Linked DNA regions of Mus musculus: region 1 is linked to region 2. Evidence: chromatin contacts called from ENCODE POLR2A ChIA-PET data. All regions are on one chromosome and are shown on one strand. Each heading gives the region's core, a stretch centred on a gene start or an enhancer-like site at or near the end of the contact. The rest is flanking DNA. Distances are from core to core; before and after follow the strand shown. Region 1 has its middle 7.3 kb from the start of Chd4. Region 2 holds the start of Spsb2 (splA/ryanodine receptor domain and SOCS box containing 2).

What was found. ChIA-PET counts read pairs that join two places held with the same protein, here RNA polymerase II (POLR2A).
Region 1: POLR2A ChIA-PET joins it to region 2 with 10 read pairs in embryonic stem cell. The contact joins the enhancer-like site here to the promoter of Spsb2 in region 2. POLR2A ChIA-PET finds 5 or more read pairs at or near these places in 3 of 5 experiments (Patski and embryonic stem cell).

Annotation. Positions count from the first base shown.
Region 1 is chr6:125,086,504-125,090,791 of GRCm38, reverse strand. No RefSeq gene overlaps it. Among named protein-coding and RNA genes, the nearest start is that of Chd4, 7.3 kb to the left of the region's middle. Within about 2 kb of position 2,736, at least 1 of the 3 ENCODE cell types and tissues checked has a DNase peak (open chromatin) inside an H3K27ac peak, as active enhancers do.
Region 2 is chr6:124,807,061-124,811,400 of GRCm38, reverse strand. Spsb2 (splA/ryanodine receptor domain and SOCS box containing 2) reads right to left here and starts at 2,483. Exons shown (of 3, transcript NM_013539.2): 1 at 2,371-2,483; 2 at 1,432-2,174; 3 at 785-1,132. The coding sequence starts at 2,095. The coding sequence ends at 1,002. It overlaps Tpi1 (triosephosphate isomerase 1), which reads left to right. Exons shown (of 7, transcript NM_009415.3): 7 at 14-815. The coding sequence ends at 132.

The DNA.
Region 1 (4,288 bases), core at 1,487-3,986, 280 kb before region 2:
CATGATTGGCCCACGGAGACTAAGGATAGTATAATCTCCTAATTAATGCACCCCAGGGGCAGCCTCTCTAGCCAGTTATGTAGAGTTCTGTTTCCACTCCATGGGACCCAGGAACCTAGAATAACACCGGGAGAAGGTTATCCCCGAGTTTTTAGCATACAACCAATGGTTCCTCTCCTCACACCTCTGTGTGGATATAGAGAGTCCTCTGAAACCCAAAGGGCTAGTGTTCTGCACTGACACAAAGAGGATTTGTGAAGACTGGATAGCGAGATGGGATGCAGTCCACGTGGAGCTTGGGGTGTGACATTTGTTCCTTAGGAATCCACCCAGTCTCTACTTTTTCCATGTTCACCTTTCTGTGTTCAACCCCCTACAGGAGATAGCCCTCAAGCCAAAGGAGGTACAGGTGGAAGGCAGTACTGGAACCACCTAGCCAGAGAGCTCTTGCAGCACTACCCCGAATACCTTGAACTCTGCAACCCCCAAGAAATGAATAGGACCCAGGTGTCCTAGGCTTTAGCTCGATGGCGCCTGCCCCTGGGGCCTCTTCCAACAGCTGTCACCAAAGAAACCTCTCCAGCCAGTTACTCCTGCCAGGCCTCAGGTCTGGCTCCAGGGCTCACCCCACCCTCCCCAGCTCCTTCCCTCCCTCTTCCTTCCTTTCCTCCCCCCCCTCCCTGCCCTCCCCAGAGCTTTACCTACCCAAGACAGCCCCACCCAGCTGTGCTGGGTCCATCCCATAATAATTCTCCTCCCTAGCCCCCACCCCTCCCAGAAGAGAGGCGGCCATCCCATAATAGCCACCCACAAGAGACATTCCGCGGTGACCGCCCCCTCCCTGCAGAGCTGCTGGGAGCAGCCATCCCATAATAGCCGGCCGCCTGTTTTACTGGTTACGGCTGTGGAGGGAGGTGGAGAGGAAATGGAGGGGCGGGGGAGGGGAGAATCAAGGGCCCCCACTTTGTGGACCCGAGGGAGGAAAGAAAGGAGAGTGGCATAAGAATTTGGGGGTCAAAGGTGACATGCAGGTGGGAACCACTGGCCACCACAACCGTGCTTTGAGGCTTTCTCCTCTTCATTATTCAGGAGTTACATTTTCCCCTCCACAGTCCGGAGGTGGCTGCTAGACAGGGGCGATGCCTAGGATGGCCTGAGGTGCCCAGTATGGAGCGGGGGAGTGGCTGTTGATATGTGTGGGTGAAGTGTGTAGGGAGATGAATTTCAGGTGTTCCCATTGGACTCTTGAAGGGAGGCTGACCTTAGAATGATGAGAGAGGAAGGGGTGAACTGGGGGGTGGGGGGGTTGGAGAAGAGCTCCTCAGGCCCTCCCAATTCTGCACCACCATCCCATAATAATCCCCCCAGCCCCCCTCCCCCTCCCACACACGACATCCCATAATATCTTCTGGAGAAGCAGTCCCCGCAGTAGGTACAAAGAGCTATCCCATAATAAGCTCCCCCACCCCCACTCATCACCCCCAACTTGCCCCCCCCTCAGTCACATGCAGCCGGTGCCATCCCCCGCTGCTCCCCCCTCTGGCCACCGAAGGCCTTGCCAGCCCATAATACTCTTGCCTCTGGTCGCAGGAGGCCTCCAGCCCATAATACTCCCTTCCACCACCACCCCCCCTTCCCGCCCCGCACCCCTTCCTCCCGCCTCCAGTTGGAGCCGGGCCTCACCAGCCCATAATATTCCCCAGTCTCCTAAGGCTGTTCCAGCCCATAATACTCTCCCTGTCTCCTAAGGCCTCTCCATCCCATAATACTGCCAGACGCCTGACCTGTGGGCCAAACCCCAGCCCGTTCCACACATCGAGGCTGTGTCAGCGCGCTGGTCTCTCTCCCTGTCCCTCCTCCCGCCCTGGGTCAGAGCTTTCCCTCCAGGGCTGGCGCTGCCCTCAGGACCACGGGCCCCTCTCCCAGCCCCACCCTGTGTCTGCCTGGCCCTCACTTCCCCTCCAGCCTTCTCCCTGGCCCTTTCTCCACCATTGGTTCTTCATTCTGTCTCCCTCCTCTGCCTTTCATGCACTTCTCCACCTCCATATTAGTCCGTGGGATTGGACATCAGCCTCATGGGGAGAGAGTGCCCCCAGAGGGCAATGGGCCAGTCACTGCCCCGGGGCTGCCTGCTTGACCTAGCACCATGGAAACGTGCCCAGCCTGCCTAGTGCTAGTTCCCCTGACTCTAGTTCTGCTCATCTGGACGATTCACCTGGAGTCCTTGCTGTCTTTCACAAGAGTAGCTCCAGCAATCCCAGACTCCACATAAGACCGTGATGGAAGGAGCTCCCATTTATGGGATTTCTAAAATGCCTTTCACATTTCATTGTCCTCAGCCACCCAGTAAGTAGATACTAGGAGCCCCATTTCCCAGGGGTGGAAGGAAACAGAGGCTCACAGAGGTTAACTGGCCAAAGTTACTTTACTAAGAAGTGACAGCTGACATTACTAACCAGGTTTGTTTGATTCCAAAGTCCTGGAAGCCTTTGGTTTTCTTTAAACCCAGTATGAGAATTCTGGAAGGACAGAGGATTGGAGAGGGTCATGACCATCTTGCAGGAGGTCTAAGCCATTTTGTGTGCTACCAACAAAGACAAGCTGCTGCTGACAGTTCCTTGGTGGTGTGTTTGGGGAACAATGAGATTAGAGACGTGAGTCCAGTTTTCAGCCCCCATTCAGCCACACTGTGTCCAAGGTGAGCATAAAGTAAGGGGTCAGGGGAGCCATGAGTGGACAAGGATGTCAGAGGAGGACGATTTGGGAAGAACAGAAATAATGAGGCAGATTCAAGGTGCGGCAACAGAAGAGCTAGGTCTACTCATCCTAGATAAGGAATCCAGGACAGACCAAAATGCACAGAAGTCCTAGCTGGTGAACCGATAAGTTTTATTGGGGTTACTTATAGGAATATGGGTGAGGGGTTACTTACAGGAACAGAAAGGACTCAAAGACAGCTGTATCACCAAAGCCCAACCCAGCATGGGTGACGGCTCACAAAAGCTGGGAACCTGGAGACACCCTACAGCCTGCAGATGGCTCAGCAGGTTGAGGCCCTTTCCAGGTGCCTCAGTTGCTCTAAACTTCTAGGCAACTTGGCTGGTTTCTACTTCTACCGGGCAGCCGATCTGGTCTCCGAATCTTCTTTAGAGCTGGGCTTCATGTAGTCCCTCTCAACCTTGATTGTTAACTCTCACAAGGGATAGGCCTAATGAATTTGGTCAGTTTTAGGCACTTCCTGAAACTATTTTGTGTGTTTACCTTCCTGCTTAAGGAGATTCCCCACCGGGTGGAATGTTTCAATTTCAGAGGAAACCTTTACACAACAAGGTATTAGGATTATTATGGGCTGGCAAGGCCTTAGGTGGCCTGAGGGAGAAGCAGCTGGGGTGGCACTGGCTGGATGTCCGGAAGGGGATGGCTAGTTTGTTAAGACTGAAAAGAAAGAGTTTAGGAAGCCAACTGAGCCACTTCCTGGTGGTGTGACCTTTAGACCTCACAGTCGCCAGTGTTTCCTCAGTGAAATGAGGCTCATCAGAGGCCCGTATAATAACTAAATAAAAAGAGGCTCCCTAGAAAAGCATGCTAGAGCACATGTGATCTTAACACTTCAGAAGCTGAGGCAGGAGGATTGAGAGCTCAAAGATAGGCTGGGATGCAGAGCAAAAAAAAAAAAAATATTATAGACATTATTTTGAAATACTGGTGTGCAGAAATTTTATTTGCATATGGATTTATTGAGACATATGTTTTTTCTTTCTTTCTGTTCATTCTTTTTCTTGAAACAAGATGTCTCCGTGTGGCCCCGGTCTGGCCTTGCCCCAAAACCACCGTCTGGCTTGGAATTTTCTTTATTGTTCAGGCTGCCCTTGAATTCTAACTCCTCCTGTTGTAGACCCCAGAGTAGTTTGAGACTACAGGTGTCTGTCACAATACTTCAGCCATCTTGTGGGGGTGGGAGCAGGGATATATTAACTCCATAATGCTTTTTCATAGTGGAGATTGAACCCAAATCAGCAAACATGGTTGGTAAGGACTGTCCTCAGCCCTCTGTTTATTTTGAGACAGAGTCTTGCTCACTTGCCCAGACTGACCTTGAAGAAAAGATCTTCCTGCTTCAGCCTCCTGAGTTGCCCAATGCTCTTATTTTCACCTAAGACCCTCTCTTAAATGGGGCAGGCCCAGAGCATGTGAGTGTAGGGGGCAGGGCTCTGGGTTTCTCCCTTCTGCCGCTTCTTTGAGGGGCACTTTGTGAAAATGGCAGACTCTTTAGACCTGCACAGCCTGT
Region 2 (4,340 bases), core at 1,234-3,733:
GTTCCTGGTACAGGTTCTGTGACTGGAGCAACCTGCAAAGAGCTGGCAAGCCAGCCTGACGTGGACGGCTTCCTTGTGGGTGGCGCATCTCTCAAGCCTGAATTTGTGGACATCATCAATGCCAAACAATGAGCACTGCCCATCCCTCTACCTGCCTGCATAGCATGGACTAGGTTGCCCAGAAGTTTAGTAACTGCTCCCACCGGTCACATGCTTCTGATGACATCATCTGCCCCATCTTGTGGCCTAATCCACGCTGTACCCTCCTGAGCCGTTTCCACCGCCCTATTATGGTTGGGACCAGGCCAATCCCTTTACCACTTACAGTGGGTAGAATCAACTGTCACCAAGGTGGCTCCTAGTGAGGGGAGGGAGTAGAACTGACTGTCCCTTTGGGCCCTGACAAGTGAAATCACCTTCCATTGGTTTGGGCTGGAAACTCATGGTTGGAGCACAGGAAGTGGGCTTCGTGTCACTTTGGCCTGTCACTTAGATGGCCTTGGCTCTAGCTTCACTCCCAAGTTCTACTGGATGTCTGATGCAGAAATTCAGAGCTTTCGGGTCTGAATTCGGTATACATGAGACCCTAAGAGGCCTGGGATAGTCCCCTCCCCCACGGTGCCAAAGCCCCTGTATTGTGTTTGTGAACCATCCTACATGTAAGGGAAATAAACACCTGGGCCTGAGCTTTGTGGGTTGTCATAATTCCTTAAGACAGTGATGGGGCTCTAGCCTGGGGTGGGGGAGTGTAAAACAAAACAAAAAACAATAATGAAACAGGTTGTGACAATACATCTCATTTTTTACTTCAAAAACCTCTTTGTCCCAGGCTGCCATGGTGTTTAATATCATTTCTATATGTCTTGCTCCTGTGAGAAGGGGAGGTGAAGGGGTCCAGCCCCCCCCCCCCAGCTTCACCAGCTTTTTAAAGTTGTCTAGGCCAGCGGGTGCCTCTCCACCTGTCCCCACGGTAGGGTGCCAGCACACCCTGTACTACTGGGTCATTTGTAGAGCAGATAGCGCTTCATGGCAGGGGGCAAAGGCAGAGTGGATATTTGACCCAGCCGGGTGTCCCCCAGAGCATGGCGCACACACAGGCGGCTCAGGTGCAGAAGGGATTGTGGTTCCTCCACTGCGGAGAGAGAAGGAAGACAAGGTAAGTAAGCAACTCCAGGCATCCTTGAACTTGAGATCCTGCTCAGGCACCCTTCCTTCTTCCTCCATTTCCACCGCCACCTCAGCTGAGGGAGACCCAAAGGCTCTGAATTTGTGCATCACATCCAATAGGGATTGGGAGTGAAGCTAGATCCAAGGCCATCTAAGTGACAGGCCAAAGTGACAAGAAGCCTACTTCCTGTGCTCCAACCATGAGTTTCCAGCCCAAACCATTGCCAAGAGTAGTGATCTCCCCACACCTAGTCCGTATCTCACCTCTTCTTTCGCCCATGTAGCGGATGCGGACCTGGCACTGGCCCCAAACAGCACTTACAGAGGGATAGAGGGTCCTCCCCTTCAGTCCACGGAAGGCTGGTCCCAGGTACGTGCCCCCAATAGAGTAGCCAAGAGTCCCCTCCTCCATGTCCAGAACCACCAGCAGTCTCTCTGGCACCACTAGCTGCTCACCCTGAGGTCCAGCTGGATACTGGGGGGCCTCGAGGCCCTTACTCTGATGATACAATTTTCCCCGCCCAATATCCCAGCCCCAGGACTCGCTGTTGCTGCCCAAAAGCGCCGCATAGTGGTCAGCCTGCAGCGGGGCGAGGGCGGTGGCCACGCCCACCACGGCGTGTGTGCCCCTTTGCTCCAGGGGCCAGCTGATCTCCCAGGCGTGCAGACCTCTCGAATAGCCCCGTTTCCCCCGGACTCCATCAGTGCTCTGGGCCACAGGGCGCCGCTCAAAGCACAGACCCCCTTCCTTGACATCGATGTTCTCGGAGCAATCCTTGGGGTTCCAGCCGTGGTGCCGTTGGGCAACCAGGTCAGGAGGGGGAGCAGACAGGAGCTCCTCCAAGCCCTCGGGAGGAGAGAAGTCCGAGTACAGAGCCTGCGAGGTAGGGGTGCTGCTGCTGCCCCTTGCCAGGGCCGTCTGGCCCATGAGGAGAGCCGCTGAAGAACTTCTCAAAACAGGCTTGCTGGGGCGTCTCGCTTTTGAAAGTTGAGCTCCGGATCGTCCCCTGGAGTGGTGTGGAGACAGAAAGGACTGTTAGGCGCATCATCTTTCCCTAGGACTCCCATCCGTTCACCGGTGTATGCCAACCAGCCTGGTCTTCCCTTGGTCCCCTAACCATCCCAGGTCTATCACTCTGCTTTCACCCTATCTGTGTCGCGCCCCCCAAGTTTCTCAGGAGCTCTCTCTCCCTCAGACCTTACCGTGAACCGTCCCCTTGCTGGCTCTAACGCCGGGCCCCTACCCCGCACCTCACTGTCCCCCTAGCTCGCAGAGACCTCTGTGGAAGTACAGATAGGGAAGGCTAGAAGCGCCCCTGACCAGCCACTGCTTCCGGCTCCAGCGGGGCTGCGGACGCCCGCCCGCGCTCCGCCCCTGGGCTCTGTGGACGATTAACCCTATCGTCACCTCCCAGACCACGGCGGCCACACCACTTACCGCCTTGAGAACCCACCGGCTACAAAGAATCCAGGCAAAAAATAAGTGACGACTCCAGACGTGGACAAGCGCGCATGCTTTGTGGAGCACACTCTTTGAGTGGGTAACCTCTTGTCCCTCCCAGGACTCCCTGGCGTCAGACTCTTCAGCAGTTTATTTTTCCAAAGCCACCTGACAGCTGCGTGCCCCACCCTCCCCCCCATCCCAGACTAGAATTAACCCTTTGATGACGTCATCGCCTTGGATTCTGTGTGTGTGTGTGTGTGTGTGTGTGTGTGTGTGTGTGTGTAGACTTCTCCACTGGAGACCTTTGCTCTCTCTGCCTGAGCTAGTCATTCCTGAGGCCCTAAGATCAGTAAGCGGCCTTGACACCCTTCCTGAACTCCTGCTCCTGTGTTCAGGAGAATGTAGGGATTGAGACTACTGTCCCCTGCGGCTCCCTAGGTTGCTGAAGCCTTAGTCCTTCATCCTCCTGCTTCAGCCTCCTGAGTAATGGAACTACGAGTGGGCACGCTGTCTGGTGGATGTGTGCTTTAAGGGTTAGTTTTGAGTGTCGTTTGATCATTAGCTACATTATCATGGAGAGGTTGCTGTTGAAGTTTGACCTCCTCGAAAGCCTCTTGATAACAGTTCAAAAATCCCAAAGTGGCTGGGCAGTGGTGGTGCAACACCTATAATCCCAGCACTTGGGAGGCAGAGGCAGGCGGATCTCTGAGTTCAAGGCTAGCCTAGTCTACAGAGTGAATCTATGCCAGGGCTAGACAGAGAAACCTTATCCCAAAAAAATCCCATAATGCCACCGTGTGTGTGTGTGTGTGTGTGTGTGTGTGTGTGTGTGTGTGTGAGAGAGAGAGAGAGAGAGAGAGAGAGAGAGAGACTGTAACCTCTGCTGGCCTAGAACTCCCTATGTAGACCACGTTGAACTCAAACTCACACTGATCAGCCTGCCTCTGCCTCCTGAGTGTTGGCATTAAAGGTGTGTACCCTGTGCCCAGCCTAATTTTAACCTTGTTGTTGTTGTAGTTATTGTTGTTTGGATGGCTTTGAAATAGTCTCTTGTAGCCCATCCTAGGACAGGACGGGCTCTGTAGCCAAGAGCTGGTCTTGAATCCCTGTTTCTCTTAGCTCTGCTTTCAGATGCTAGGATTCTAAGGGTATGATTCATACCCGGCTAATTTTAACTTAATTCTGATGTGAGGCTGCTGAAATGGCTCAGCAGTTAAGAGCACGGCTGCTCTTGCAGAGGACCCAGTTCAGGTTCCCACTCCCAAGTGGAAGCTCACAAATGTGCATAAGTTCCAGTTCCAGGGAGGTTGGGTGTCTTCTGAACTGAATGTGGCATACAAACTGTGCTGTGTAGCCTTGTGTCAGCTTGACCCAGAACCTAGAGTTATCTGAAAGGAACGAACCTTAATTGAGAAAATGCCAGTTGGACATGGTGCTGCACGCCTTTAATCCCAGCACTCAGGAGGCAGAGGCAGGTGGATTTCTGAGTTCGAGGCCAGCCTGGTCTACAGAGTGAGTTCCAGGACAGCCAGGATTATACAGAGAAACCCTGTCTCAAACAAAAACAAAAACAAAAACAAAAACAAAAACAAAGAAAGAAAGAAAGAAAGAAAGAAAGAAAGAAAGAAAATGCCTTATAGCCAGATCTAGTGGTGGCATTTTCTTGAGACAGGGTTTCTCTGTATAGCCCTGGCTGTCCTGGAACTCACTCTGTAGACCAGGCTGACCT